4 separate regions of the Homo sapiens genome follow, and all the other regions are linked to region 2. Evidence: chromatin loops called from intact Hi-C (ENCODE). Cell type or tissue: CD4-positive, alpha-beta T cell. All regions are shown on one strand.

Region 1 (8,000 bases), 180 kb after region 2:
CAATAAGTATGGCTAAAATGTCTAATATCCCATAACCAATGCTTATTGAAGCCAATGCTTATTCTTGAGGCAGGCTTTGTATGAAAACTGTAGTAATACTTTTAAAACTTGTACTATTTTACTATAAAAGCCAAATTAGGATGAACTGAGTGCTTTAAATAATTTTCAAAAATAATTATTTTACAGTTGGAAAGTGTGTGTTGTATATGCAGAGATTTGTCCTGAGCATCTCAAGAACTTAAGGAAAAAAATGGTAATGTGAAGTAAGCCAAAGCGACAGAGAGAGAGGTAGTAGCCTAATAGTGCAGTAAAGTTCCCCTAACAGTCTTGGCACAGTGTCCAGGCATGGTCGGTTCTCAGCTGGGGGCAACTTTCTTGGCTGTGAAGGCAGATCATGCCCTCTGTCACTCATGGGGAGCAGTTCTGCCCAACTGTCTCTTTTCGACAACTTTATCATCAATCTCTTTATTAACAGCTCCACTGCAGTCAGAAAACGCAAACAAGGACCAATTCTCATGCCAGATTTCTGGAAATCACATAGCACCAGGCATCACACAGTGTGAAAGTTTCTAAGGAGGGTGCTATGCCAAGAGAGAGACAGCATCCACAAGGAAGAGCACAAAGTTGGGACATTTTACGTTTTTACACACACACACACACACACACACACACACACACAATTTCTGATGCCTAAAACTGAAAAGAACCCCAAAACTCACATATGTGTGTATGTATGGGGATTGAGAGGGGCACGGTAGTGAGACAGAGATCACCTTACTCCCCAGAAATAACTTTGTTATTTTGCACTTCCAGAAGTCTTTGGGCAAAAACAGTATTATACCAAAAAAAAAAAGTTTTAACTATTTTAGGACTACATGACATTATTAGAAAACACACAAGACTGAGATAAATGTCTCCAATGAGCTGGAAAAAAAAAAAAACCATAAAACTGAAATGTTTGAATTATTCAAAATATATATTTTCAGCATGAAATCTGTTGGATCAAAAAATAACATCCTACAAATTAATTAAAGGAAATACTTCTAAAAAGCTTGTGAAGTATTTTTAAGAGACTTTAAGAGACTTAAAGATAATTTTTTAAAAATCAGGTCATAATCATATCACTAATAAAAACCATCCAGGTTATGTGAAAAATGAGGATACCATCTACACCGTTTCAAATATTGTGATGTGTGGTAATTAAAAGAGGTGAGACTTTATCATTTAACTACTAGTAACATTAAAACCAGCCCAAGACTAAAACCTACCATAACAAACCCGTTGACTTGTTTGAGAAACAAACTGACAAAAAGAGTATTATTCAATGACTACTGAGGAAGACTCTACAATTTTAAGACTGATAATACATAACTGAATTTATACTGTTGCAAAATTTTGCATTTTGCTATAGTATGTCTTAATGCTCTGACACCTGTGCTCAGGTGAAAAGGGAACGGTGCTGCTTAGACCAAGTGGGCAGTGCCGAGTTCAAGTCCAGGGTGAATCAGCTCTCTAGCGTCCAGACTCTATTTATTCCAAAATGAAAAACAAAACCAGCACACCCTTGGGCTTTCCCTAGTCAATTCTGCAACCCAGTAAGAGGGAGTGTGGAGGGCTGAGCATAAATCCATTCTCACCATTAAAAAATTAAAACAACATATAACAAACAAGAACTCTAACCTAGTGGCACAAAGCATTATTCTGTACCTTAGAAGTATCAAAGCAAAAAATATAATCCTTTGATACACACACACACGCTCTCACTCTCTGTCTCTCTCGCTCACTCTTCTGGTTCTTTACTTGAATAGACACATTTCCCACCTTACTGGTGGAATTTAAAGATACCCAGACCAGAGGAAAAAGTGACTGCACTCTTATTTATATTAAAGTATGAATACTTTGAAAGTTAACATTTTAAACAGCAGATAAACTCTAAAAACTCAACAAAAACTGTGCCCTTTGTAGGTGTGACTCTTAGCTGGATTAAAATAGAAAAAACATTAAAAGATAATTGCAGAAAAAAGCACAATAACTAAAATCACAACCTTTCACACAAATGTAAAGTTTCTGAAATGTGAACTTAAGCCTAGTCTTAATTCTACCCTTTTAAGGAAAGGCCTGTGAATTGGGAAGGGATGAAGAAAGAAAAAAATGTACTTAAAATTCCATCCCTTTCAACAGAATACTTGTGTGGTTTGATCAGCTGTAATGATGTTCCCAGAATATTGAGACAAAAGCATGTCTCCAAAGAAGAAAAGAAGTTGAAATGATTTCCCAAGTATATAAAATCACATCTAGAATGAAGTACAATCACTTCTGAAACACATGGCTCAAAAACATTGAGGCCATCTTCCTTATTTGGTGCTAATAAAAGCTATGTAAAATTTAACAAGAATTTTTAAATTGATAAGAAAAAAGAAGAATGAATTGATTCTATGAGAAATAGATATTAAACAGACCACTGGTTTCTATATGACTGAAGGTCATATTTATTACAGAACATAATATTTCATTTACCAAAGTCAGGTCTGAGTGAAGACAGCATCCATTTGTGATACTGGTTTGAAGAAAAGCTAACAAGCAAAATAATGTGGAGAAATAAAAATCAAATCAAAACATACAATTCAGGCTAAAAACCAACTAATTTTCCTTGTACTAGTCATTTTTATTAGAATAAAAACAGGTAAAAGTATATCCAAAGGATTGCTCAGTGCTGCTTCAGGTAAACAGTTTTATAATTTAAGTGCACTAACAGTATTTCTGGGACTCAATCTACAAGTTTGTATACATTAATGATTTATCTGTTCATATATCCATTACGACTTGGAGCTGCTGATCATTTATTGCCACCTTGAATGCAGCCAGAATTAATACTATGCAGAGCTCTAAAACATTTTTCTGTGTGGTGGGAAAAAAACCTGTTAATTAGAAAAATAAAAACTTTATTCTAGAATATACCCACAGCCACAAAACACAACTTTCCATTATAATTTTACTAATTCAGCAAGATGCATGAAAATGCCAAGAGGCCACGTGGATGATAAAACTCAGAAACTGTGATATACAAACTGCATCTAGATGACTATCAAAGTAGAGGAAGTACAGCCAGTTCAATTCTTTTAGTGTTAACAAGGGAGATAAGGGTAATTCCTACAATATTTTCCCTTTTACTGAACAGTCTCAGAAGTTAAATTTTGCTTTTACTAAAAAGTTATCCCACAATGCAGCCACATTCCCATTTTCATATATAGGGAAGGTTACATTAGAATTTTAGAAATGATATATGAACAACTGCATGTCCCTCAGAATAATGGCTTTGACACAAAGAGTCCATCCCTCCACCCAAAACACAAGATAACCATACCCAAGAGCTGACCATCACAAAATACACAGAGCAGCTCGCTCCTGCACCATGAGTTAAGTATCAATGCTGAGCATCTGGGGGGTTAAGAAAAGCAATATCTGATTTGCATTTAGTAAAATAAGAAACATAGAATCCTGTTGGTTGTGGTCTGTAATTCTAAATTCACTGAAAAACAACAGTGCCACCTGCTGACATTAAAGTGCTAAATGCTTTGAAAAGGACAGTACACTGTCCACAGGCATAGAATAAATATACAGATAACGTATGGTGTCTACAGACACAGAACACTTTAGAGGACGGAAGAGCTAAAATTGAATTAATAGTAACTATATTAATGTTTTCCTCCCTAAAGATCAATTATATGAAAAACAAACACCTAATTATTATCTGAGCTATAAATACAAGGCTGCTGCCAATGGCTGAAGTTAACCAGAAACAAATCTTTTCTAATGTAACCAAATTCTTTTGCAAATCCTCACTTAGAATCATACTATAAACTTATGATTACTGGAAAAAAGTAGTAGTCAAAAGAAATCAGGCAACTGTGAGATTGTGCTGTTTTTTTTTTATTGTGTTTTCAATGGAGAAATACATCATCTGTTTACAAAATAGCTCTTGAAAAATACAAGGAGTACAGATACTATAAAACAAAGCAAACTCCAGTCATGAGACACTACATACATCATGCGAAAGCAACAGTCTGATCTCCAGGTTATGAAAACTATAATTAAAAAGTCACTACACAGAAAAGGTCCAAGTTTCCAGCTTGGCAAAACTTGGGTGCAGTTACATGAAACGTTTAATAAACTGAATTGTTTTCCCCAATGTGTAAACAAAATGACAAGACTAAATCTGTGCCTGGTAATTTCAATCTAACTCTGAAGCTACACAAAACACACAGACACCTTGTACATTTCACCTGTTAGTATGACCATCTTTTTTCTTCGGTGGTGGAAGGAAGGGCAAGGTGACTGTGTAAAGCAAAGATGTGGGAAGTAGAAATATTGTTTACTAGACATTATAAAGTCATGGTGAAAAGAAAGCTTCGATTAATGCATAGCCTAAGGGGGAAAAGACTACACTCCAACTTCAGAAAATTAATTTAGAAGGATAGGGGAAGAGATTAAGTAATTGCAGTTTAACATGAAAAATGCACATGTGATAGAATGGAGCACAATGGAGGATTCATAAAACATGCTCATCAGAAAAATCTGTTAAGTCGACTTTGTCCAGATTCAGAAAGAGTAAGTTTATCAACATCTGGCATCCCTCATACTTTGTGAAGATAGATCTTCTACTGCTTAATTATGAGAAATTATTTTATTCAAAGAAAGGAGCTCTTAATCTTTTGATAAAACAAAATAAAGGAGTAGAGAGCTGACTAGATGTCAAGTGCTTGCTAGAAATGATTTTTAAAATGCTTCTACACGTAAAATGTACTGACAAATTTTGGTAAACCATTTAAAAATAAGAATTAGTTTTAAAATCTTGGAGAAAATGCCTTTTTGCCCACATTTAAAACTGAAAATCAATTTTACTATAGATAGGAGTTCTGTGGAGTGTACAAAATTCCTTTTAGAGATCAAATGGCCATCCCAGATAGATATCATGTTTCACAGGCATTACTTTTAGTCACCCTCAAGTTTCAGCCATGGGACCAAAATTTAGTGTTCTGTGCCATGTGGTCACAGGGTCATTGGTTTCACATCATGGCTTAAGAAAATACTGGCATTTTGTTTCTTACGAAGTAAGTCCTACCTTGTGCATACAAGCAAAAAGAAAAAGGAAGAAAACAGGGGAGGGAAAGGCGCAAGAAGCTTTTTTTGTTTGTTTGTTTTGAAGACAACAGATTGAAGGCAAAAGAACACAGAGCTTTCACAAGCTCAAAGAAAAATATTTGCTGGCTGATCGCTGATTTGTATGCACTATAAAACAATTCCATAAATAAAACCAATATATCATTTCTTAATCATGACCCTATCAAAACCAAGTTATTTCCTAACTATTCTTTCAATGTCAAATGTACCCTAGAGTTGACGTTTCATTTTTAAGGGTTACAGCTACCTCATAGGAACTGAACTAGATGTACTCTTACCCTTTCTCTGAAGTATAACAGTACACCACTGCACAACAGTATCCAATTTGAAGACTAATGGTAAAGAAAATTCTTCAGGAAAAACTGAAAATCCATCAAGCTGAAAATCTAAAATTAGTTCTACTTTCTAATGAAAAATACATAAAAGTGCATCATCAGAATAAGTAATTCTTATGCCAGTTTGTATTGCAAATTTTCCAAACAATGCATCAAACATAAACCCAATCCAGATGTCAATTATGAATACAAATATAGCTTGAGGTTGTTTTTTTTAAAGGCAGTAATTTTTGAAATAGTTAATGCAACTGTTGCTAACACAATAATAATAGTACTCCTGGCTTCACATACTAACCTGGACTTCCGATCAAGTGCTGATTAGCCCAGTAAGGGAGGTCACCAAAAAACCCAAATCCATTTCAGTCATGTCTAGTCTTGTACCCTCCATTCTCCTTTTTTAGCATTTGAAGACAACAGGTTGAGTTGGCAGATATTGTTTATGGACCCCTGAGGTTGTTTTTACCGATTCAATCTCAGTTTTATTGAATTCTTGATAACAGGAATAGGATTTGCAGGGAGAGCAGGGATATCAGAAAGGTCTGTACTGGATGTTTTCTGAGAATGAAAGCAAAGAACACAACATTGTTCAAAGCACCATAATTTAACAATGAGATGTATTTTCCATTGCTTTACTTCCTAAGAAACCTTCTAAGAAGAAAAGTATTACAAATTTAAAAACTCTATAATGTTGTCAAAATGGAATGTAAATATGCCTATCACATTATTTGTTCAACAAATAATGTGTTCAACAAAGGAATTTTCAAATAGGTATATTTTAATAATATTTTAAAAACTCCTAAGTAATTTCAAATAGTTTTTAAAATTGTTCCTCTAAGAATCACCTATCATATAATGCTTAAGTTACTGCTAAACTGTATTCACTTATTACAACACTAATAGCTGTAATATTAACTAGTATTGGAGCACCCCCAAGTGGGAGAATACTCAAAGCTCATTTTATATACAGAAGCAGCAGTAAATTTATTATTTTCTGACACTGTAAATTAAACAAATATATACAGCTAAGCAATAATTTAATCATCCTAAATTTTAGGTAGATTATTTTCATATTAATTAGATTAAATCACAAGCGTTCTTTAACACTAAAAAAATACAGAGATGGATCTTTAAAAGTTTTATTATGGAAAATTCCAAACATACACAAAGTAGAGAGCACTGTATAATGCATCCCCATGTATTCATTACCCAGCTTCATCAATTATCAAATCAAAGCCACTGTCCTCCCACTTTCAATTCACCTTGTGTTATTCTGAAGCAAATCCTAGAGATCTTATCATTTCATCTATAAATATTTCCAGATTTATCTCAAAACAATAAGAACTCTTTATTAGGTATAGCCACAATATTATCACCTCCCCAGAAATAAGTACGCCCCTAACATTACCAAAGATAGGAATGAATTTTTTTTTAAATCAACATAATCATTCTTCTTACATAACTGGGTGATTTTTCTCTCTATGGCTCTATGAATCCTTTCATTAGAAAGAAAATTCTACTCACTCATAAAAATATCTAAAAGGCAAATACCCATGGGTACTAATTACTATAGGGATAAATTCAGTAAGACAAAACTATGAAAATAAGTCCCGAGAGTATGTGGCAAACCAAAAAACATGCAATCACAATCACAGGACAGTTTAAGACTGATAAACAAGTTTGTCCACGTATCAATATTAAGCATACTTCCTGATGTTAGTTACTCCCCCTAAAGTTTTATTAGATTATGGAAAAGGTATTTCAGAAACTAAACATAATATTTATATATCTTTAGAGTCAATAAAAGTTAACATCTAGCAAAAGCACATGTTTAAATGATCACGTTAAAATAACTCGGAGCTGCACAGGAGCAGCAAAATATCATCATAGTACATAGTATCATATCAGTACAGCAGCAGTTGTTATCTCAGTTACTTTGTAGACATTAACCAGTTTTATCATCTATTAAAGAATATATCTACTTTGTGTCAGAATTTGAGCTAGATGTTAGGGTTCATTCATGTGAAAGGATTCAAGAAAAAAATTATTCAACAAAATGAAGGTTCACAAATCAATGAAAAAAGATTCCAGATGCCTACTGTATTCTGTATGTGAGGGTCTGTCACAAGTAGAATTGCTAGGACAAATGAAAACATAATTCTGAAGAGCTATGGGCTATATTAAATAACTAACTGAAATCAGTAGTGGAAAAATAAGGCAGAAATACATTTTTAAAATAAAAATATATTAGCCTTTGCAAAAGAAATCCACGAAGAATGTTTTTTAGTTCATTCCTAGTTTTAATTTCACTTTTGACCTACAAATAAAACCTACATATGAACCCTGTGTAAATGACTAGTGAGAATTTAAATGATTTGCAGTATCAAATAATATATTAATATAAGGGGATGGGTTAACATCGAAACAGTCCCAGAGAACGGTTCCGTCAAATCCAGGGCCCTGCCTTAAAACTACAATAAATACGTT
Region 2 (8,000 bases):
TTTAAAGCACTCCTATATGTCACGTGACCCTTCCAATATCCCCACGAGGTGGACAGGAAAGGGATTGTTATGCCTGTGTAACATGCAAGGACACTGACTCACAGAGGGGCCAGATTCAATGTCACACAGCTGGTAACAGGCAGAGCAAGATTCCAACTTAGGGCCCCAGATACAGGCTCCCAGTTGCACACTCTTTCCACCATGCTGTCTTTATTTATTCCATACCTACTTATTGATTGCCTACTATGGGCTAGGCCCTGGGGATTCAGCACTTCACAGGTCACAGGAGCTACCTATTCTCAAAAGATTATAAAACTAATGGAGGAAGCAGACATAAAACTGCAGCGTGAGAGTCCAGTGAGAACTGGAAGCCCTGGGAGCCACAGGATCCCAGTCCAAGAGCCCAACCTGACACTGGGAAGCCAGGTGAATAAAGCAGAGCCAGGATGGGGGTGAGCAAGGCTGGAGGAGACACTCAGTCTGTGGGGAATGCAAGTCCTGGCCCTGTGACTCATGGATACACTGGAAAATATTTAATGACTGGCTCTGGGGGGAAACAGACGTGATGTGTAGTGTCTGCCCACTCCCCTGGTGTAAACGCTGCCATTTAATGACTGGCTCTGGGGGGAAACAGACCTGATGTGTAGTGTTTGCCCATTCCCATGGTGTAAATGCTTCCATAGCTGCTGATGTCAAGCTACCAATGTTAAGTCACTGCAGGTTGGGAAGAGATGCAAACATGTGCTCCTGCAAGCTGGTGCAAGCTGGTGCCAGCCAGTGGAGGCCGACTCCAGCATGCCACTGAAGTGACATCTAGAGCAAGGCCTGAAGGGCTCATCACAGGGTGGACACAAAAGATGGATTTGAGTTTGAGTGAGACCAGAGGCAAAACTGAGGACAGGTTTTTACAGAGCTGTGCTGTCCAATACTGTACTCACTAACCATATGTGGCTATTTGGTTTAGATTAAAATGTATTACAATTAAAAATTCAGTAGTTTGGTGGCACTAGACACATTTCAGATGCTCAGTGGTTACATGTGGCTAGTGGCAATCACATTGGACAGCACACGTTTTAGAACATTTCCATCCTCATTGAATGTTCTATTAGCTAGCACTGTAGGGAAGGAGGGAGGCAGGATGAATTTCTAGCAAGAGAAGAGAAGCTGTGACATGGAAGATGAAGGGTCAGCTAAAATAAGCTTCCTCAATGTCCCAATTTCACCAAGGATCAGCCTCAAATGAAGGATGGGTTGAATGAATGAAAGTTAAGATGTTGAGCTCCTCTACTGTGCTGAGCCTTTTTTTCCTTTTCTTTTCTGTTCTGTTCTGTTCTCTTCTCTTCTCTTTCTTTCTCTCTCTCTCTCTTCTTTCTTTCTTTCGTTCATTAGCTTGTTCTTTCTTTCTTTCGTTTTTGGTCAGGGTCTCACTCTGTCACCCAGGCTGGAGTGCAGTGGCATAATCTTGGCTCACTGCAGCCTCGACCTCCTGGGCTCAAGCCATCCTCCCACCTCTGCCTCCCAAAGTGTTGGGACTACAGGTGTGAGCCACCACACCTGGCCCTGTAGTGAGACCCTTGCTGGGTGATCTGCTCCCTGCCCTTGAGGAATTTACAGCCCTGGTACACAGTAGGTGCTCAATACATGTGTCAAGGCATTTTGGACCATCTTGGGGACAGTGCTCCATGGAGCACGCTTTGGGATGCACCTGTCCAAACACAGCCCTGTGTGAGCAGGTGAAGCCCAGGGCTGCAACTACTGCTCAGGTGCTCAGGTGCTGGCCCACAGATCATCCGGCTTGGGCTAAGACACCCATCGGGAAGTAGCTTTCTCTCCAGTGAGACTGTACTGTGTATGTTCCTTGTTTCATCAGCACACAGGAGCATGGTGATGACCACAGATACACAGTGCTCGGGTCAGTTGCTGAGGAAACCAAGCCCGTGTTTAACAGCTAAGGCAGCAGCAAGCCTTTGGTGGAGCCCAGCACAGCCCCACCTCATGGAGTGGAAGCCGGATTGGAATCTAGCTACACTTTTCTCCAAAACCCATGCTCCGTCCCTACCCCCCACACACTCACCTCTTGATCACTTTCATATCACAGCCCCTGCTCATCCGAGAACCTCGTTTCCTTCCCAGAAGTCCTCCTTACTTCTCTTCCCACAGAGCCCGTGTCGCTTTCACAGCCACTTTAAAAAGGAAAAACAAAGGTGACTTTTATTCTATTCTAAAAGTAAAATCTCACTCTTTCAAGAAAATTAGAAGGCAAAAGAGAAGTGGAAGGATAAAGGAGGAAAAACTTTGCCCATAGTTCCAACCATACAAAGACAGGCACTGTGCGGGTATTTTCTGTGTAACTTTTACTTTGTGGAGCATCTTTTTCGTGATCATGCTGTGGATTCAGCTTTGAATCCTGCTTTTTGTCTCAGCACGCGATCACCTGCACTCCCAGGTTACTGTACTCTTACCAACATGGTTCTCCACGGCAGCATCAATTTTAAGTGGCGGGTGGACCCTGGTTTACTCAAATCGTCATCCACTTTTGTTGGACATCTAGGTTATTTCCAATTTCTCTTTCAAGTATGGCAGCTTGGTTTACTTCTCCAGCTTTTTCCACGTTTCAGAATCTTTCTTTGGGATAGATTTTCAGCAGTGGAATTACTGGATCAAAAGATATGTGTATCTGGCTGGGCACGGTGGCTCACACCTATAATCCCAGCACTTTGGGAGGCCAAGGCGGGCAGATCACCTGAGGCCAGGAGTTCAAGACCAGTCTGGCCAACATGGCCAAACCCCGTCTCTACTAAAAATATAAAAATTAGCCGGAGGTGGTGGTACATGCCTGTAATCCCAACTACTAGGGAGGCTAAGGCAGGAGAATTGCTTGAACCTAGGAGGCAGATGTTGCAGTGAGTGGAGACCTCACCACTGTACTCCAGCCTGGACAACAGAGAGAGACTCCATCACAAAAAAAAAAAAAAAAAAAATGGTGGGAGTATCTTAAAGTTTCTTAATACAGATTGCCAAATTTCTTTTTACCAATTTATACCCCCAAAGCTCAGGTGTGGTGGCTCACACCTGTAGTCCCAACACTTTGGGAGGCAGAGGTGGGAGGATAGCTTGAGCCCAGGAGGTTGAGGCTGCAGTGAGCCAAGATTATGCCACTGCACATCCTGTCTTCTCTCCTCCCTCACCAGCCTTTGATTTTATTGTAATCTTTCCTCACTCCATAGGTTCATGTACTAACTCATTGTTTTATCTGAATTCCTTTTATTATTTTGGTGATGGAGACTTCTCTCAAATACCAACAACCGTTGAAAAGTTTGGTGGCCACTAAAACTGGACATATCTTTAATAAAATTGTGCCAGGTTCCAAGGCTGCCCGATCGGCAGGGAAGATGCAAGGCTGTCCTGGAAAGTCCAAACTCTGGGAGCTTGTGGAGGATTCTCCGTGACCACGGCCTTCTGGACTCTGGTATCCCATCCCCATCACCATTCCTACACTCACCTAATGCCACCTCTTCAATGAGGACAGTGAATTCCAAATAAACGGCTATTTGTCTGTGTTTATAAAGCAAAGGACAAACAAAAACAAGCCTGGCCTGAGGGGGCTGCAGAAGGCACCTGTCACCCTGCAGACCAGAAGCTCAGGCAGCAAGATCCAGTGGAGACTAATTCCAAGACGCTGGACGGAAAAGAGGTGGCTGGCATTCTAGATGACTATGCTAGAGGCCTGTGGCTCTTCTGTGAAACTCCCTGGGGAACAGGGGGCAGAAAGAATATAAACAGAAATATGAAGTTGGAGGCTGAGAAACAGAAAAGGAGAGAAGAGGCAGGGCCTAGTGGCTCAGGCCTGTAATCCCAGCACTTTGGGAGGCCAAGGCGGGCGGATCAGTTGAGGCCAGGAGTTCCAGACCAGCCTGGCCAACATGGAAAAACCCCGTCTCTACTAAAAATATAAAAATTAGCCGGGCATAGTGGCGGGCACCCGACAGTGAGAGCCGGAATCGCGCCACTGCACTCCAGCCTGGAGGGAGACTCTCTCAAAAAGAGAGAAAGAGAGAGAGAGGGGGAGAGAGAGGGAGGGAGAGGGAGGGAGACAGGTAGGGAGGGGAGAGAGAGAGAGAAGAAAAAGTTACAGGGAAGAAAAAAAGACAAACGGCGAGAATGCTGTAGGATGGGGAAAGGCAGACAGAGCAAAGTGGAAGTCAGAAATTGTGATCCGCTGCTCTAAAATAAATCAAACAGGGAGAAAAGAGAGACTCAGGGGTATGTGGACAGAGAGTAGAATGGGGAGGCACAGGACAAGGGAGTCCCCCAGGCCGGAACAGGCCAGAAAGCCAGAACCTGGTCGAGGGGAGGGGGCGAGCAGAGCGGCGGGGAGCAGACGGGAGAGAGGGTCGCGCCGAGCCGCGAACACCCGAGGAAAGGCAGCCCCGCCGCGCCACTTCCAAGGGTCCGGGCTTGGGCCACTCGCCCCATGCCCAGGGTTCGGGGGCAACACCAGCGGGCGGCCGCAGCCAAGGAAGGGGCTCCCCAAAGTTTGCAATAAAATCACCCACGCCCGCCTCCGTCTCGGAGGGACTTCGTGTAAATGCACGAGCCCAGGCACCCCCTCGGCCCCTCGCCCCCCTCGCCCCCCAGCCTCTGCTGCAGCCCGGGCTGCTTCTCCCGCGGGCGGGTGGTGCTTGGAGGCGGCGGCGGCGTGCGGGCCAGCTCGTGGTAATCCCCGATGCTGACGCTAGAGGGCGCGCAAAGGTTGCTGCGCCGCGCCAGGTCTGCGAGGAGCGGCGGGTAGAAACGCAAAAAGCGTAGGGCCTGCGGGTGTCGGCACCAGCAGTGGGGTGCTAGGGGCTGGACAGTGGGGTGCCGCGGAGCCGGGCAGTGGGGTGCTGGAGGCGCTGGCCCGGATGGCTGATGGGAGGGTGCCATGCAAAGAGGTGTTGCTCACTTTATTTATTTGGAGAGAGGTTGCCCCTGCATTAAATCTTTGCAAGACTGAAACAAGCCGGTGCAAAACTAAATGAGAGACAGGCGGAGGCAGGCAGGGCAGGAGATGCCCCACACCTCGCTCCCTGGGTTATGGAACCCCCAAAACTGCTTTGGGGGAGAAATAGTCTGATCCCACCAGTACTCACCTCTCCACACACACGCACGTCCTTTCAGAATGGGGTTGGGCGGGGGAGGTGGTGAACTTTAAAAGGCTTTTAAAGGAACAACAACAAAAAAAAAAAAGGTTTGCACAAGGCTGAGGTACTTGAAATGATTTTTGTGTTGCAAATTGCTATGCTTTTACTGAGGCGCTGATGAAAATAAATGAAGCTCCTCTCTCTCTTTTTGCTAATAAATGAAATGAAAAAAGCGCCATTATTATGCCACCTGCTTCTAATTCCTAATTGTGGTAACTTAATTCTCAGATTGTTGTTAGCTGCTTAATATCGCAGGCGCACAAGCAAAAATAAAAATATGAGGGCCGTTTGGGTCTTTTTTGGCCAACGAGGTGGAAGGTGCTTGGACTCAGTTTTTTGTTTAGTTTGGTGACAGTTCCCACAGTGAAATGTGTGCACGGTATTGGAAGGGAGAAATCTTTATTCTCTTCAGCATCCCAAGGGGAGCTCAAAAGGAATAAAAAGGCTTCTGAGCTGCTCAAAACCTAAATAAATAGTCCATGAAAAATGATCAGTGACAAGGTCCGTATTTTTTCCATACTGAAATAGAATGGTGCATATTTCCTATAAAAGAAGAAAACATTAATTTTTATAAGCTGGTTCCTAAATGCCTTCTATGAACCTCTGAACCACACAGTTCCCAGCCTGGGCATTGTAGCTGGGTCCCTGGCTGAAAAACCTTTCTTTCGGGTGTGTCACAGATGACAGGTAAACTCCTTCCCAGTCATTATTTCCGGGCCCTCCAGTCTAGGGAGGTGGGGATGGCCATGGGGCGGGGGGCGGTGGGGGGGGGGGGTGCGATGAGACTCTTAAAATTTCTCCCAGGCAAATAGAAATTAGCAGATCTGAATCACAATTCTGTGAAAGTCAAGAGCTATATTTAGCTTCTTCTCTTATTTTCCATTAAAACCAAGTTTTTTTGTTTGTTTTCCCTGGTCTCTCTTATTGTTGGGAAGTTCTGGAGTATCAGACTTGTCAGGAGAGTGTGAGAGAGCCCGAAATAAGTACAAATTTAGGAGAGAAAATGCCATATTTCTCTGGTACAATTATGAAAGGATAGAATATTGCCATACACTGTAACACATTTTTTTTTCTTCTCTAGTTCCAGGCAAACAGCTAAATAAACACATAATAAGCATTTAATCGAGAACAATTTGTCACAATGTTGCTAGTCAACAAGACAGAACTGCCTTCTGTGAAACCGAATAAAATCAACTTAATACTTCATGCCCTGGCCTCCTTGGCCTTTGAGTTTTTCACATGAGATGCGTTTGTCCCTTATGACTGTGAATGAGAGTACCTTGGAAAATGCTGGCTCAATTGCATCCAAGCCAGTTTGGGGCCTGCCGGGGAAAGCAGCCAGACAGACCTTCAATCCCAGTTCAAACTACCCTCTAAGTGTTGCAGTGACACATGGCAATGTCCTGTTGACCATAAAATCCCGTTCTAGCAGACGAGAACACTGTCCAGCTCTAAGCAGAAGGGCAGCCCGCTCGAGCAGACCGCGAGATGCTGCCCAGTCCAAAACGTGAGCAAAGTTCACAGGGGAGAGAACGCAGCGCAGCCGCCCCGAGTCAGCCCTGAAGCAAGAAAAACCAAAAGAAAACACTTGTGAATGAAACTTAAAGCTCTCAATGGAGCTGGAGCAGCAGGTGCTGTTTAAATAACCAAAATAAGGTTGCAAGCAACAGATCCTATGTTTGCTGGGTTCTTTCCTATGCTGCATGACATTAGAAAGGGAGTGTGTAAAAATATAAGGCTACATCTGCAGGCAGAGCTAGGCTGATGGTGAGGAGACGCAGCAAATGAACCCCAAATTCAGGAAAATATGCAAAAGGTTTGCTCTTTAAATTCTACAGGAAAACAGAAAGTGGAAAATATGTGTGTCTGGGTTGTAGTGAGGAGGGATAGATGAAACATAGAATGCTAATGTGTCTCATGATCAACCGAGAGTATCTTATTTACATCTTAAGCTATTTGTTGCTGATTTTCCATGCAACTGTTTTGTACTGGAATTCTCAAAGCTGAACCAGAAGCATTTAAATGACCCTGTACGTTTGCTGTGTGTCTTCTAGAAGGTGTAGACACACACACGCGCGCACACACACACACACACAGCCGGTCCCACATCTATGTGCATAAGCCGCATATACTCCCCCTTATCTCTACAAATCTCTGCCATCTCTATATTCCCAAACACAGGAGAATCTATGTATTTATTTCTCTCTTGAACTCGACTATGCAACACAAGTCAACACTCTTAAATGTCATCTTTTAATACCTCATGTAAAAGGCAAACTTTTCCTAACATGCTTTTCTCCAATCCTATTTAATGAACTCCCCTGAACACTGCATGTACCCAATTTCATCTGTAGAGGTAAGGCATAATATTAAAAAAATTTTTTTTTGGTATTAAAAAATGAAAGGAAAAAAGCAGGGGAAATATTTTGAAAGTCAATTAAAATTTTGTGTACGTTTTCATTTTTTAATGATAAATTAAGTTACTAATTTTGTCCGTGCTCTTTGTAGACACTGCAGGTTTAATTGCTAATTGTTAACTGCGAATGAATACATTTGCATATTAATTAGCTCCCAATTTACATTTTTAATTTGCTTCCTTCAAAAGGTGCAAGATAAAAGGTCGTGTTATTTTAAATAATTTATGCTTTATTGCATGAAATACGCTAATATGAAATGTGCCTACTAATTTTAACCCCTTTTCTAAGAAGGAAAATGAATACCATTAAAAGGGGAAGGCAGAACTGGTGGTGTTTTGAAAAACAACATTATGCTACGTTGTACCTCAGCAGCAGAACTGCTTTTTCCTGCAGTCTCCTT
Region 3 (8,000 bases), 150 kb after region 2:
AAGTGTGTCATGAGCATACATGCTAAGCATTCTGAATCACGATCTTGTTTAATCTTCCCAGCAACCTGAGGAAAAGTTGTTCTCCCATTTTGCAAATGAGAAGAATGGACCTCAAGGAAGTAACTGGTCCGCAGGAGTGGAGTTGGAATTGAAGCTTAGGTTGGTGGGCCCTGGAGGCCACACTCTTCCCACGACACGTCATGCACCCAGATGTGTGAGGGAGCTGGTGGAAGGCACAGTGACTGGAAGCATTTTGGTGAAACTACAGTCCTCAGTATCTATGCTTCCCACACGCACAGATTCAACCAACCGCAAGTCAAAAATGTTTGAAAAAAAATAAAAATACAACAATAATGGCCGGGCGTGGTGGCTCACATCTGTAATTTCAGCAGTTTGGGAGGCTGAGGCAGGAGGATTACTTGAGCCCAGGAGTTCAAGACCAGCCTGGGCAACATGGTGAAACCCTATCTCTACAAAAATACAAAAATTAGTCAGGCATGATGACAAGCGCCTGTATTCCCAGCTACTTGGGAGGTTGAAGTAGAAGGATCGCTTGGGCCCAGGATGTCAAGGCTGCAGTGAGCCGAGATGGTGCCACTGCACTCCAGCCTGGGTGATAGAGTGAGACCTTGTCTCCTTGTCTCCAAAAACAACAAAAAACAAACAAAAAAATACAATAAGAAATACACGTTTTTAAAAACTACACAGAATAACAACTATTTACATAGCATTTACAGTGTATTAGGTATTATAAGCAATCTACAGATGATTTAAAGTATATGGGAGATGTGTGTAGGTTACATTCAAATGCTATTATTTTATTTTATTTTTTAAGAGACAGGGACTTGCTTTGTCACTCAGGCTGGAGTGCAGTGGCAGTCACAGCTCACTGCAGCCTCAAACTCCTGGGCCCAAGTGATCTTTTCACCTCAACCTCATGAGAAGCTGGGACTACAGGTGCACACCGCTGCACTGGGCTAATTTTTTTTTTTTTTTTTTTTTTTAGAGGTGGAGTCTTGCTATGTTGCACAGGCTGATCTTGAACTGGCCTCAAGTGATTCTCGCAAAATGCTGGGATTACAGGTATGAGCCACCGCACCTGACCCACATTTTATATTGTCTGATCATCCACGGAGTTGGTGTCCAAGAGATTCCTGGAACCAATCCCCCACAAATACCATGGGACCACTGTACTGACTACACTGGTCAATGACCCTAAAACATTTCTCATGTGACTAGTACATGGATATTAACTATTTGGTACCCTTTGTTACTGATGTACAGCATATGAAATATCTGTGGTGGTCTCTTTAGTCAGACTGATGTTTTAGTTTAGTTTTGATTCTTAATGAACGTGTATAAATCTATTGACATCAATAAATTGTTTCACTTGTGATCTTACAGGTTCTTCATCCACAAATTCTCTCACAAGAGGCTTTTAAGAACAAAACTATCACCACCAAGGAGAGGAGAGAGAGTTGATACAGCCAAGGATAACAAATTTCATCTTTCTGCACCAACTCCCATAGGTCAGCAGCAACTTCCTGAAGTCCCGCGTGCAAAGGGACCTTTGGGCCCAGCAGCTGTGATCTGTCAGCAATGCCTGCTCCAAGCACGGGAGGGAAAAGAGGCAGTTTTTCCGGCAGGTACTTGTCAGCTTCTGGAAAAGCAAAGATAGACAGAGGCCAGGCCCTCCAGCTACAAAAATGAGTATTCTTTTGGGGGCTGTGACGAGACTCAAATGTCCTCAGCTAAGAAGAAGCTGGACTTCTCCCACCCCGGAGTCCCTGGGCACCTTGTTAGCTAGGGTGGCTCTGGCCATTGATGAGAGAAGGCCAGGAGGATTAAGACCAAGATTTGAACCTTGGACAGCCAGGAAGTTGGCATCACTGTCACCAGAAGTCAGCAGGCCACCTTGTGCTGGATAAGGTGGGCTCCACCACAGTCCCTGCTTGAGGAAGGTCATGGCCACTTCTGTCCCGACCTCAGGGGCTCACTGGATGGTTTAGTTCAAGGGTGGTCTCAAATGGGCCACCTTTGCTCTTCTTGCAAATGTGGCAGATGTTGAAAGCAGCACTTTCCTTTAATTTTCACAAGAAAACACTCACGTAAGACCTTTCTGTGTGGGATTATTACTGAAGTCTGGGGTTACAGGGGATCCCACTGCGCAATGAAGCAGCTTAAGGGTCCTGTGGTGGTCTCCCGAATGCTCACGAATCCACCGTCCTCCCGGAATGGGACTAGAGTGAAGCCCACTTGCCTTGGGTGCAGAATTTAAGAGCAGCCAGAATTCAAGATAAATAATGTTAATGCAAAAAGTAATGGGGAAAAAAATCCACGATGAACAAAAAATCAAAATTTTATTTTATTTATTATCATTTTTTTTTGAGATGGAGTCTCGCTCTGTCACCCAGGCTGGAGTGCAGTGGCGCCATCTCGGCTCACTGCAAGCTCCACCTCCCGGGTTCACACCATTCTCCTGCCTCAGCCTCCGGAGTAGCTGGGACTACAGGCTCCCGCCACCACGTCCGGCTAATTTTTTTGTACTTTTAGTACAGACGGCGTTTCACCGTGTTAGCCAGGATGGTCTCGATCTCCTGACCTCGTGATCCACCCGCCTCGGCCTCCCAAAGTGCTGGGATTACAGGCTTGAGCCACCGCGCGCCGCCAAAAATTTTAAATAAAGACAGAATCAACTATGCCGTTCCATATTGGACCCTGAGGCAAAAGGAGATATCCATGAAACAGATCCTGTCTTTACTTGAAATGTTGATAGTTCGTTCATCATGGATTCCTTTTGTTAATTTTGAGTTTTAAAATATGGCATTAAAATACGATTTCCCTTGATGATTGCGATTTTTGGTGCCCCTTCAATTCTGTGCCCAGGCCAGTGCCTCATTCTCCTCACCCCTGCTCTGCTCTGCCCCTCTTGGCCTCTGCTCCCAGCCTCATAAGAGCATTAAAAATGTCTTCCTCCAGTTTTCCCAGGGCACCTCAACCCTTCCCCGCCCCTACTCCCAAATACAGCACCCCATCTCCCAAGACCTGCCACTTTGAAATTGCTCTTGGCAGAGGATGCCTCAATGCAGACAGTCAGGTGAAGGCCACATGCAGGGACAGGAATGAGTCCACGAGGGGGTTTTCCCCAGTTGGGGGCTTCCTCACATGGAGGGGCTGTCTTTCAGCTACTCGGACCCCACAGGACAGCCCCCAGAGCCAGGAGGAGGCTACAAAGGCGGATCCAGGTAAGGTGTCCTAGGAATTGGGAGGATAAAAATAGTGGTCACTAGACATGAAATCAGATCCACACAGACACAGAGTGCACTGTGAAAGGGGGTCCCTTCTCTGGAGTCCAGGCCCTCCTCTGGGTCGTGAATATTCTCCAGCTCTGGCTGGCATCCAGGGAGGTGGGGGTGCCCCCTGGGCAGGATGCTGCTGGGTCCGAGGCTGGCCTGGAGGATGAAGGGGGGAGGATGAAGCCATTCTCGCCCTTACCTCTGGAGCTAGGCGGACTCCCCATGGCTCCCACCGGCCCCTCTGCTCTTTCTGCTCCACCCTCCGTGTCCAGGGGAGCCCGATAGAGCACGCGGGAAAAGCCGGGTGTCTACGCTTCCGCGACTTAGGCTGCAGAGATAAGAGAAGGTCAGGCTCTGGGAGGACGCGAGGCCGTCCAGGAATGGCAGGGAGGCCCGCTGGGGCCTGACTTTGGTCCTAATGGACCAAAGCTTCGACGGAGCAAGGCCGGGTGTCCGTGGTGGCACCTCTCATCAGTGGACGCTGGCGAATGACTATGGAAACAACATTCAACAGCAGTGTTTTCTATGCCAGGTACACAACCGCCTTGGCGTGGGTTGATAACCATGCCTATCTCACCGCGTGGCACTGAGCCGACCGCACACCCAGGGCCCCGGTCTCCAGGGCTCGCTTACTCGCTTACTGCGTGAAGCATCCATCCCCGCAGGAGCCGGAGCAGGAACAGGGCTGGGCCCTGGGGCGCGCGCATGCGCAGGCCGTGCTCCAGGAAGGGCGGGGCACTGAGCCGAGGGCCGGCGCGGGGCGGAGGGCAGGGGGTGGTCGCACTCTCCAGGGCACCTGTGCGGTGACTGAGAACCGACCCGGCAATCCGCGGGCCCGGGCGGGGGGAGTCCTGTCTCTGCCGCTGACCAGGTGCGTGACCTTGGGCAAGTCACTGAACCTGCAGGTGCCTCCGTTTTCTCGTCTGGAAAATGAGGGTCCTAGAGTCGCCCATCTCATAAGTCGTCGTAGCTCCGGGTATAACTTAGGCCGGTGGCAGGCACGGATGCGGACTCTCTGTGCGGCAGCGCTGAGCATTCCGGTGGGCGCCTAGGAAGGGCTATTCTTATTCTGCTTCCTACCTAGTCTCAGCAAGATGAGACCCAAAAGTATTTCTCCACCACCCAGTACTTATGTTGCTTTCCTCCATTAAAATCACGACTTTGTGTAATTTGACAGGATACCTTGCATGTACGCCTTCTCACTTGACTGTCACATGAGCCTTTTGAGATGGATAAATTTTAGGATTCTTCCCATTTTCCAGATAAGGAAACTGAGGCTCAGAGATCTAGTGGCCAGCCTGAGGTCCCACAGCTAGAAAGTAAGGAAGCTGGCCAGGCGCGGTAGCTCACGACTGTAATCCCAGCACTTTGGGAGGCCAAGGCGGGTGGATCACCAGAGGTAGGGAGTTCGAGATCAGCCTGGCCAACATGGTGAAACCCCGTCTCTACTAAATATACAAAATTAGCGGGGTGTGGTAGCGGGCGCCTGTAATCCCTGCTACTCGGGAGGCTGAGGCAGAAGAATTGCTTGAACCCAGGAAGCAGAGATTGCAGTGACCTGGGATCGCGCCACTGCGCTCCAGCCTGAGAGACAGAGTGAGACTCGGTCTCCAAAAAATTAAAATAAATAAAATAAATAAAATAAAATAAAATAAAATAAAATAAAATAAAATAAAAATAAAATAAGGAAGCCAAGACTGAAACCCAAGTCTTCAGATTCCAAAGCTGGGGTGCTGCTGGCTCGTTCTGAAAGCAAGCATGATGGCCATCCTTTCTAGACATATCAGCGGTGTAAGTTCACACTGAAATTGCCCTGCATAATTAAGGATTTTCTATTATTGGGGAGAGTGTGACAATACAGTAATATTACAGTTATACTTTGAAAAAGAACCCTCTCCCTTTAGAGAGACACACTACAATCTTCCCAAATGAAAGGATACGATGTCTGGTGCCCATTTGTTTTTAAATAATGGGGTGCGGGTGCACAGATTAAGCAAAACTGGCCATAAAAATTGTTGGAAATGGGTGATGAGCACATGAGTTCATCACATGAGTCTGTCTACTCTTAGCACATGTTTAAAGTTTCCATAATAACAATAAAAATAAATCAAGTTTTCTCAAAACTTCTTAAGCTGAAGCACACCTGTGTTGCTGGAAGAACTCAATCCCAAGATCTGTTTTCCAGCAACTGAGAACCGACCCCACAGTCTACAAGCCTAGGGGGAGTCTTGTCTCTGCTGCTGACCAGCTGTGTGACCTTTGGCAAGTCACTCAAACTGCAAGTGACTCTGTTTCCTCATCTGAAAATGAGGATTATAGGGGTGCCCACCTCAGAGGGAATGAGACCCCTGGGACTGGATGCTGGGTCCTTGAAAGCCACTGAGCTAGGAGTCCCACACCCAGGGCCTGCAGGGCCAGGCAGGCAGTGTCACTGAGAGGAGTGACAGGTAGGGACGGTGACAAGTGGAAATGTTCCCTCCAGCCTAATGGTGTGAAGGGGCCACATATTCTTCTTCAAGAAAGGTGGTGAGCTAGCTCTTGACCTGACATTTCCTGGTTTCTAAAGGTTGGCAACCAATTCAAATGTAGCTGTGAACCAATTGCCTATATGTGACCAATTTGCCTCCTGGAGCCCGGGCTAGCCCTTCTCCTTTCCCCCACACCCTTTGGAGAAGAAAGAACCAAAGCCCAGAGTGAGGAAAAACTCCCAAAGTCTCACAGCGAGTCAGATCCAGCCCTAGCACAAGACACGCGTCTCCCCTCCCCTGGCCCACTCCTGGTTTCATATTTCAGTAGTTGGAGGACCTTTCCCAAAGAAGAGACCATGCAGAGACAGAACAAAGAGCAAGCACCAGATGACAATGTCTAGGAGAATGTCAGTTCTGCTTCTGAACCCAAATGAGTGAATATGCCCCAACGAAGGCAAGTGGGGGCGAGGTTAAGCGGGGGAGGGGGAGGCCACTACTGTAGACCTTAAGATCAAACATTTGGGCCAAATGAGTTTTACTTATTACTTGGCTAGGTGGGTTTACTGAGCAAGTTATTTAACCAGGCATGACCTCTGTTTTCCCATCTGTAAAATGGGAGCATACACACAGCTTGCCCTTTTCTGTTTTATGCAACAGTATAAAAGCTCAAAGCTTCTTACAAATTGTGGCGATCTCCTCAGAGCCTGCGGCCTTGGGCAAGCAAGGGGCCACTCCAGTGTATCACTGTTATCACTACTAAGCACTATTATCAAAACAAAAATGGAAGAAGAACCAGTGCCGAGAACTCATGGATCTAAATGGCTGAGCTCTGGAATCTCTCTCTTTTCAGAAAGCAGCGTCTTAGGTGAAGGAAAGAGCATCGAAGATTGGAAAGCAACAAAGACTACGCCCTCATAGTTCTCATCACAAGGCAGAGACAAGCTCATGGGGAGAAGATGCGTATACACAACATTCCTCTTGGAGCTTTTCTGAGTTAGATAATGACATTTCTAACCCAGTGCCAACAGTGTTTGAAACATCACCCAGAACCAGCGACATGGCAAGAATATGGAGCTACAGAAATAAAATATGCTGAGCATAGAGAGGGGAGGGCAGGGAAAGCAGAGAGAAAATCTCAGATCCAGAGGAGGAAAAGCCACCTGTGACCCTGAAGAATGCTGGACTCTGCAACCGGCTCAAGCTGCTGAAGACAGATCCAGCTCTTGCTCGCCCAGACAGTAGTCTCCCCAACACCCCAGAAACAGAGCTGCAAGCTGGCCTGTGGGAACCAACAGCCCTCTTGCAGCTGCCTTCTGAGCTGGGTTTTCACTTCTGCAAGATAGGAATAATGAGCTCCACCTTATGAGATTCTTGTAAGGGTTAAGAAGATGACTGTGGACAACAGGAATTTTTAGAGACTCAGTTCTTTATTTGCCCAAGATCACGCAGTGTCCAGGCTAGGACCAGATCCAGGCCTATGGGTTCTGGTTCCCAGCCTTGTGTTTGTTCGCTAGGCCACCCTGCTCTAAGTGGCCTAACACCCTGTCACTTTATTAATCTACCAGGACAGAAGTCACAGTCTGGTGGTGTGAGAGACCATTTTGGTCTCCACGGCGTTTCAATTTTTATTTTGTTGCTGGCATTTTTTGTTAAGTGGGAAATTACACATAAAAGCACAGATTTGCAGCTTCCCTTGAGAAATTATAACCTCTGCAAATGCTGGGCCTGGTTCCCACATGGAGACAGCTGGCTGGCCTGAGAAGTAGCTGCCTCCCGGGGGCAGGTCCCGGGCCCTCAGCATCTTCCTCCAGGCCTGCTTCATCCACTTCCTTCCCTCTCAACCCGCGTATGCACTTGGATGTGGGACACACGGCTTTTTAGAGGGAAAGCCCTTGGCTTGCCTAGAAGCAGCCAGGGGACCTCTCAACACCAGAGCCAGTGAAAATTGCAAAGCATCCCTCGAAATGCGTCCACGGCGATTAGCAGGCTGGAGATGTGATTTATGAAGAAGAATGAACACAGGAAATGTGCCGACCTTGGCTGAACAGTGACGTGGGCAGAGATGCGCCCCATTCACGGCCTCAGGAAGGAGCCGAGTTGTTAGAGAAAAGCCCAGGGGGGCAACTCAGGGAAACAGAACTGAGCCGGGGAAATTTTCAGCTGAATTATCAGGAAACTACCCCTGGAATTGTGAACGCCTGGGCAAAATGGAGGTGTCGATGCAGAGAGGGAGGGG
Region 4 (8,000 bases), 450 kb after region 2:
TGCCCAGACTGGTCTTGAACTCCTGGGCTCAAGTAATCCTCCCACCTTGGCCTCCCAAAGTGCTGGGATGATAGGCATAAGCCACTGTGCCCACCCTAATTTTCTTTAATAGACTTTTAAATTTAATATTGAACACAATTTCTTATTTAGAACTATAAAGCATTATGATTTTAAAGTGGAGAGTTATTAATCTTAGAACCATCAGGGAAATAAATTTTATGACTACCTTGAGGAAGAATGAGAAATAATTCATTAAGACATAAAAGCTAGGAAAACAAAGCCACACCACAAATATGTAAGCGTTAATGAGGTATATCACCTGACACAAAAATTCTTTTCAGTTCGCCTCTTTTAAGATTGCTATACCATATTTTGGGATAGTAAATGGTCGTCTGAGTAGAAAATCAAATATTTTTGTTTATTTTTTCTTGTGAAAACAAATCAGTTGGTGAATGATAATGCTTTGAGTATTATTTTTCTAACCGAGCACATCCCCACTTATTCTTCTTAATTGAATCATGTTAAGTATGAAAGCAACACATTATTCTTTCATGTTTTTGAAAAAGCTGCATTGCCATTGAAGGTAAGTGCAACTGCTTCCAAAGCTCAGTGTTCCCTTAGGGCAGGCAGTAAGCATTGCAGATGGAATGAGTTCCATCTGGTGGATAAGTGGATGATGGAGGTCATACAGCTAGGCAGTTTGAGATTCAAAATAGGAAGGGGGCCGGATTTCCTGACTCTGCTAGCCTATTATCCATTTTAGTTTTGTACTGCCTGGAACTCTGCCGGGAAAGCGTATCAATTCATTCAAGACCATTTGGTGAATGCCTGCCTTGTCCCAAGTTTTATATTAGGATGCTGGGGATACAAAGATGAATAAGACATCTCTATCTTCAAGGATCTCTTTATAGAAGACTGACATAAAAGAGATAGTTTTAATGTGCTGTGGTGAGTACAAGTGATACAGATAGGCATGGGATGGTATGCCTGACCAGAAGATGGCTCTTAACCTAGACTGGGAGTTTGGAAGGGTGAGGGATGCTCAGGAAAGGCTTTCTGGAGGTGGTGACATTCAAGGTGGGCCTTAAGGAGTGCAGTGGAGCTAGGCAGGTGAAGATTTTTGTAAAGATACCAAAAGCCTTACTCTGATTGTGGACTGGGACTGGGAGACCATTCTGCTAAGGAAGATAAGTAAGTGCTCAACCAGGCTCTATAGGATGAACATGGAGCAGCACCAGTTTGCACAATTGTGTTTTTCATCATTATTGCTTCATTGCTTGAGTATGACATTAAAAGGAATTCTTTTAACACTGTAAGTCATAGTGCAGTATTAATATCCTTTATCATAGGATCTTCAAACTAGACATTTTACAGTCAAAGTTTAGCATAAACAATTTTTTAAAGTTTAAAAACATTGATTGCACTGAGGTATAATTTACATACACTAAAATGCACAGCTTTTAAGTGTTCAATGGAGGTTTCACAGATTTACACACTTGAGTAGCTACTACCCCAGTTGAGATATAGAACATTTTCCTTACCGTGAAGACGTCACTCATGTCCCTTTGTAGTTCATCTTCACCATCCCAAAGTGACTACTGACTGATCTTTTGGTCACCATAGATTAGTTTTTTCCTGTTCTGCAACTTCATGTAAATGGAATTGTACTTGGCTTCCTGTACTTAGCGTTAAGTCTTTGAGATCCATCTATGTTGTAGCATGTATCCACAGTGATGTTTATTGCTGAGTAGGATTTTGCTGTGGATATACCACGGTTTATCTGTTTACCTGCTGGTTCACACTGAGGTTGTTCCATGGTTTTGGCTCTTAGGAATAAAGCTGTTAGGAAATTTATGTAGAAGTCTTTTTATGGGCATACGTTTTCACTTCTCTTGGTTGAATAAATACATATATAAGAGTAGAATTTCTGGGTCATAAGATAAGTATATGTTGAGCTCTCTTAAGAAGCTGCCAAACAATTCTTCACAGTGGCTGTTGCATTGCATATTCCCACCAATAGCCATGAGAGCTGCAGCTGCTTCATAGCCTTGCCAAACTTGGTATTGTCGTTCTTAAAATTTTAGCTGGGATGCTTTGTGTACACTGTGGTTTTAAATTGGATTTCCCTGGTAACAGGTGATGCTGAGCATCTTTTTATGTGCTTATTAGCCATTTGTGTATTTTCTTTTGTGTGTCTGAAGTGTCTGTGTCTTGCTAGTTTTAAAATTGGGTTGTTTGGGTCGGGTGCGGGTTACTCATGCCTGTAATCCTACCACTTTGGGAGGCCAAGGCAGGAGGATTGCTTGAGCCTAGAAGTTCAAGATCAGCCTGGGCAACATAGTGAGATCTTGTTTCTACAAAAAATAGAAAAAAAAATAGCCAGGCATGGTGGTGCCTGCCTATATTCCCAGCTATTCAGGAGGCTGAGGTGGGAGGATCGCTTGAACTCAGGAGGTGGAGGCTGCAGTGAGCCATGATCATGCTACTGTACTCCAGTCTGGGTGACAGAGCGAGACCCCCATCTGTAAAATAAAATAAAATAAAATTGAGTTGTTGGTCTTACTGATTTGTAAAGAGTTTAGCATAAATACCAAAATCAAAAAATTTTGAGAACATTTTAAAAAGCTAGTGATTAGTGGCCGGGTGCGGTGGCTCACGCCTGTAATCTCAGCACTTTGGGAGGCCGAGGCGGGTGGATCACGAGGTCAGGGGTTCGAGACTCAGCCTGACCAACATGATGAAACCCCGTCTCTACTAAAAATACAAAAATTAGCTGGGCTTGGTGGCGGGTGCCTGTAATCCCAGCTACTCAGGAGGCTGAGGCAGGAGAATTGCTTGAACCCGGGAGGCAGAGGTTGCAGTGAGCCGAGATCGTGCCACTGCACTCCAGCCTGGGCAACAGAGCGAGACTCTGTCTCAAAACAAAACAAAACAAAACAAAAAAAGCTGGTGATTAGCATCTCTTTATCTGTTGTTTTGTGCATTTGTGGTGAAAAATGAGTAGAAACCATTGTATCTTTAGTCTCCCTTTTTTTTTTTTAAAGAGGAAATTGATACCTGAAAATTTGCTGTTTTTTTGAAGGTAATCATGGAGTCCCACCATTTATGGCATTAAAATATCACCATCTAGTGGCCAAAGAATAGCATTTTATATGCTGTTAAACTGTAAACATGTAATATTTGGTATAATATGAATTATATATATTAAATGTGTATGATGGAAATAATACATAAAATACATACATGAATATATATGTAAAGCATAACAATATAATGAACAATTCATGAACCCACTACCCCGCTTCAGAATCAGAATATTTCCACTACTGACGAAACCACCTGCTTGTGCTGCAGTCCATTGCTTAGTCTCCCATATGCATGTTACCTAGGATATCCTTCTCATTTGCATCATTTGTACTTCTGAGATATGTGATCAGTAGACAGAGCTTTTGGAATTGTCAAACTGTTTTGGCGTGCCACTAAATATTTTGACCCTTCACATTGCATTTTGGCACAGTATTAATGTTTTATATTAGTTTAGGTTTTTTGTTGTTGGGTTTTTTTTTTTTTTTTGAGACAGTGTCTCGCACTGTCGCCTGGGCTGGAGTGCAATGGCGTGATCTCTGCTCACTGCAGCCTCCGCCTCCCAGGTTCAAGTGATTCTCCTGCCTCAGCCTCCTGAGTAGCTGGGATTATAGGCACCTGCCACCACGCCTGGCTAATTTTTTGTGTTTTTAGTAGAGACGGGATTTCACTGTGTTGGCCAGGCTGGTCTTGAACTCCTGACCTCATGATCTGCCCGCCTCAGCCTCCCAAAGTGTTGGGATTACAGATGTGAGCCACTGCACCCGGCCAGTTTAGGATTATGAAAGGAAAGAATAAGATCAGGCTCAGGCATATATACAAATATATCCTCGAAGATATATTTGTCAGTTTGAGTGAGATAGGCAAAACGAAGCTGCCTATAATGGGCAAATATGGCATGTACGTACAAAGTGAAGACAGAGCCATGCAGTTTTTGTTTGTAATTATGTAATTTCAGGAGAGACCATACTGAATGGATTATTTTCATTATTTTGAATATCATGTTCAATGATGAAATGTATTAAGGCAATATAATGTATGAAAAGCAGAAGTTAAGTCATTTGGAACTTTGAAGACACTTAAAAGTGTCCACATGGTGAAACCCGGTCTCTACTGAAAATACCAAAAATTAGCTGGGCATGGTGGCGGGCGCCTGTAGTCCCAGCCACTTGGGAGGCTGAGGCAGGAGAATGGCGTGAACCCAGGAGGCAGAGCTTGCAGTGAGCCGAGATTGTGCCACTGCACTCCAGCCTGGCGACAGAGCGAGACTCCGTCTCAAAAAAAAAAGTGTCCAGCACATGATTGTTGGTAATATCACCACAATGCAGAATGAGAGCCAGGGCCAAGAGTGAGAGTGCTCCATTTCTAAGAAAACTCAAATGTACTTTGATTTAGTCCTTTTTACTTTTGTAATCTTTAACTTCTGTCTCTCAGTTTTCATACCTATAAATTAATTTCCTCATAAAGTTATGAGAATTAAAAGGGAAGTGTGTATCTGTGTGTGTGTGTGTGTGTGTGTGTGGTGGGGGGAAGAATAGGAATAATGACTAGCATGGAGAAAGAATTCAATAAATTGTAGCTATATTTGAACAATGAGTAAAATATATGAGTTTAAGATACTTTGTTTCATAGTTTTAGAAATAGGTGATTCTTTTCTTCCTTAGTTAAAATTACATCTCTTAATTTTAGGATGCTTTGTTCTTCCTGAAGGATTTCTTCACAAGTCTTTCTGCAGAAGTAGAGCTTCAAATGACTCCAGATCCAGAAGGTATTAAATATGTATAGTTGAAAAGACTATACCAAGTACTTGGATTGATTTTAATTGTTATGAGGCTTTTTTGAGAATGTACTTACAATATTTATTCCCACTTACATAAATGTGTTCTGTGTTTATTTTTGTTGATTCGCGAATACTGTTTATATAAAAGTAATAATTTAAAAGGTGAAAGCAAATTTTCTCTGTAACAAGAATCGTATTTTGATTAAATAAAATGTAGAAAAACAAATTAGATCAAGATTGATTTAAATGTTTGCTAAGAAGAAGCATATCTAATTTTTCAAACATGCACATTACATTTTCAGTTAAAAAGTCTCCTGGAGCTGATGTCACCTGCAGTTTGCCAAGGCATTTGAGTACCTCAAAGGAGCCAAATCTGGTTATTTCTTTCTCTGGGCCAAAACAGCCTTCCCAAAATGATAGTGCCAATTCAGTGGAAGTGGTTAATGGCATGGAAGAGAAGAACTTCTCTGCTGAAGAAGCATCTTTTAGGGATCAGCCTGTGTTTTTTAGGTAACTAATTTAGTTTTAATAACAAATGAAGTTATTTTAGACTTTTGAAGATTGTTCTGTGATGTATGTGTGCTGGTAATCATGAGGTTCCGTCAGCTTTTCTTTGCACTGCCAAATCATCAGCTGGTGTATTTATCTGTTTGTGGTCCCCATCTAATTGCACCCCCCTTATTTGCACATAGTAACCTGGTTCCAAATTCGTCTCTCTTTCAATTCTCTGGCAGGAATTTCCTTTTCTTCTAGCTTCTTCCTTCTTTTTCTCTCCTCTGTCCCCTCTTTCCAGCACTGTTATGGTGTGTTTGTACCAGCCCAGCAGGATATCATCCTTTTGCTTTTTTTCCTTTATGTATCTCAACCTGGCTATGCCTGTCTGTCTTTTCCCTTGTGGGGATTTTCTACCTATTTTCTCTGTCTGCCCTTCCCAGTCGTTATGTGTCTTTCCTGACCCTTCCCTCCCTGCTCAGTGGGCACTGTTAAGAGACCCAGGTCCGCTGTGCTGCTGCCGTCGGCTGTGACTGCTGCCCAACGGCTCGGCCAGCTCGAGCACAGCACACTGCAGTTTCCTCATTTACAGACCTGTTTGTTCTTCTCATCTTCTTTCTTTTCCAAAACTGGATGGTAGGGATGGTGGCTTGGCCCTATGGGAAAGAGAAGGGACTGAAGATCAGTGCCCCCTTGTTATGAGGAGCAGTTACATCTTCCCTGATTTTCTGTGCTGCTTTCTCATATGTCCCGGGTTGCTGATTTCTCTCTTTCTCTCTAGGTTCTGAAGTTAGACTTTAGGCATGGGCCAAAGTCAGCAGTATTACTAATTGGAAGGGTTGTCACGTTTTAAATATTTTGCATAGTGATGAAAATAGGTAGAAAAAATGGAATATGATAATTGGAAAGATCTTGGAATAGATGATTCCTGGTGGTTCTAAATCTTTCCACCGCCAAAGAAGGACCTTTTAAAATTAATTTCCTACATTGATCCTTTTATTTTTACAAAAACATGTATCTTAAGTGATAATATGCATTCTTATTTTATTAGTCACATTTATAAACTGCCAATTTGGTTTTTGTAAACATGGGCCTGAAAGCAAAGAATTTTGCCTTTTTTTTTTAGCCCAGAGGAAGTAGGGTTACCCATTTATTTACGTTTAAAAAGTACACAAGCCCTATACTTACTTAGGTAAATGTTTATTTTTTCCATTAGACTATTTAAAATATTGAGAATAGCTTATAGATTTTCATTTGTACTCTCAAAGGCTCCTAATCAGTGCCATAGTCTAAATTACACACCTTACAAATGAGGAAATGAATGCCCAGAGAGATTAGTTGACTTGCTCAAGACCACAGTTCGTGGCCAAGGCACAACTAGAACACAGATTTTCTTATCTCTAATCCAGAAAATCCAGTACAGTTTTTAGTAATGTCATGAGAGCCCCCTTCCTCCAAACATTTATTCATTTTACAAATATTTACTGAGCACTTAACTGTATGCCAGGTTTTGATCTAGGCACAAATGAACAAAGTAGAGAAAATATTTAATTGAGTTTACAAATTGAGATTACAAATAATTAAAATAAATGGTTTGTCCTATTAATATGTGCCATGGAGAAAAAAAAAGTGAGAAAGGAGAGTATTGGAGGGCACTGGCCCGACAGCCAAGTGGAGCTGAGTATTCAGGGGATGGGCGTGACCTGGGGTCTGAGGCTTCTGGTAGTGATTGGTGTAAATATAGCATCTCCATTTTGTTGTAGGCGCAGTGGACTTTGGTGAGATGGCTTAGGATGTAACCACCAACATTAATTCTGTGGGAAAACTGTGTTTCAAGTTCCAAACATTGTTTGCAGCCAACTTTTGGAAGCCAGATCATTTTGTTAGATGTGTACCATCAGTGTACAACCAGCCCTCTATATCTGGAATTCTACATCTGAGATTCAACCAAAATATTAATTAAAAAAGGCAATAAAAATAATACAAATTAAAAATACAAAAATGATTTGCACAGCATTTACATTGTATTAATACTATAAGTAATCTAGAAATGATTTAGAGTATATGAAAGGATATGTGTGGCATATATGCAAATACTATCCCATTTTATATAAGGGACTTGAACATCAAGGGGTTTGGTATCCATAAAGGCCCTGGAAGCAATCCACTTCAGAAACCAAGGGACAACTGTATAATTATAATTTCATTCTCACACCGTTCCCTATATTTGTTTGTCGATAATTCTGTTTACTTAGAATCATTAGTTTCAAGGATTCTCACAAAATTTAACAATGTAGGTGGCATTTTAACAATTTCTGAAGACTGAGCAGCAGAGAGTTCAAGTGACTTGCCCACAGTTGCATGTCATAGATGAACCTGGGGTTCATGCCAGGATTGCTGGCTCTGTTTTACCAGACAGTCAAAATAATTCCTTAGGCCTTCTCTTTATATTTCTTGGTCATGACTATCTGGTTTAATCTTGAAGGTTGCTTTTATTAATTTATTCTTTGAATGAATTGTGAATATATATAAGAATAAATTTTTGTAAGTGTACATTATTTCATAAACTGAGAAAAGGTTTTTATTACATTTTATGTTAGTATTATTTTTATTTTCCTACACTATATAGACGTAACTAAGAAAA

Evidence for each region. A loop is a pair of places that touch in the nucleus more often than their neighbours do. Peaks named below come from ENCODE experiments on the same cell type or tissue, not always from the same donor. Only the 100,000 strongest peaks of a DNase experiment are listed, where the experiment ranks them.
Region 1: it touches region 2 in a loop (11-fold over the local background); 69 of 110 quality-filtered maps call a loop at or near these places.
Region 3: a loop joins it to region 2, with 2.3 times the contacts of the local background. A loop is called at or near these places in 36 of 110 quality-filtered maps.
Region 4: it touches region 2 in a loop (7-fold over the local background); 3 of 110 quality-filtered maps call a loop at or near these places.

The regions. Positions count from the first base shown.
Region 1 is chr14:96,563,026-96,571,025 of GRCh38, reverse strand. PAPOLA (poly(A) polymerase alpha) reads right to left here. Exons shown (of 22, transcript NM_032632.5): 22 at 3,910-6,071. The coding sequence ends at 5,976. Among named protein-coding and RNA genes, the nearest start is that of PAPOLA, 65 kb to the right of the region's middle. In CD4-positive, alpha-beta T cell, a CTCF peak has its summit at 3,563 (motif pointing left); a DNase peak (open chromatin) is centred at 3,545.
Region 2 is chr14:96,738,344-96,746,343 of GRCh38, reverse strand. It overlaps LINC02299 (long intergenic non-protein coding RNA 2299), which reads right to left and starts at 5,153. Exons shown (of 4, transcript NR_146552.1): 1 at 5,133-5,153; 2 at 2,075-2,183. RefSeq lists a silencer at 4,602-4,651 and an enhancer at 4,987-5,487. In CD4-positive, alpha-beta T cell, CTCF peaks have their summits at 4,551 and 4,754 (motif pointing right); a DNase peak (open chromatin) is centred at 4,763; H3K4me3 peaks cover 441 bases; H3K27me3 peaks cover 2,328 bases.
Region 3 is chr14:96,588,745-96,596,744 of GRCh38, reverse strand. No RefSeq gene overlaps it. Among named protein-coding and RNA genes, the nearest start is that of PAPOLA, 90 kb to the right of the region's middle. RefSeq lists a silencer at 3,935-4,114. In CD4-positive, alpha-beta T cell, no CTCF peak of the experiment used is centred here; a DNase peak (open chromatin) is centred at 3,984; H3K4me3 peaks cover 1,206 bases.
Region 4 is chr14:96,292,334-96,300,333 of GRCh38, reverse strand. It overlaps ATG2B (autophagy related 2B), which reads left to right. Exons shown (of 42, transcript NM_018036.7): 35 at 4,774-4,852; 36 at 5,167-5,374. Among named protein-coding and RNA genes, the nearest start is that of BDKRB1-AS1, 28 kb to the right of the region's middle. In CD4-positive, alpha-beta T cell, CTCF peaks have their summits at 3,121 (motif pointing left) and 3,349; a DNase peak (open chromatin) is centred at 3,093.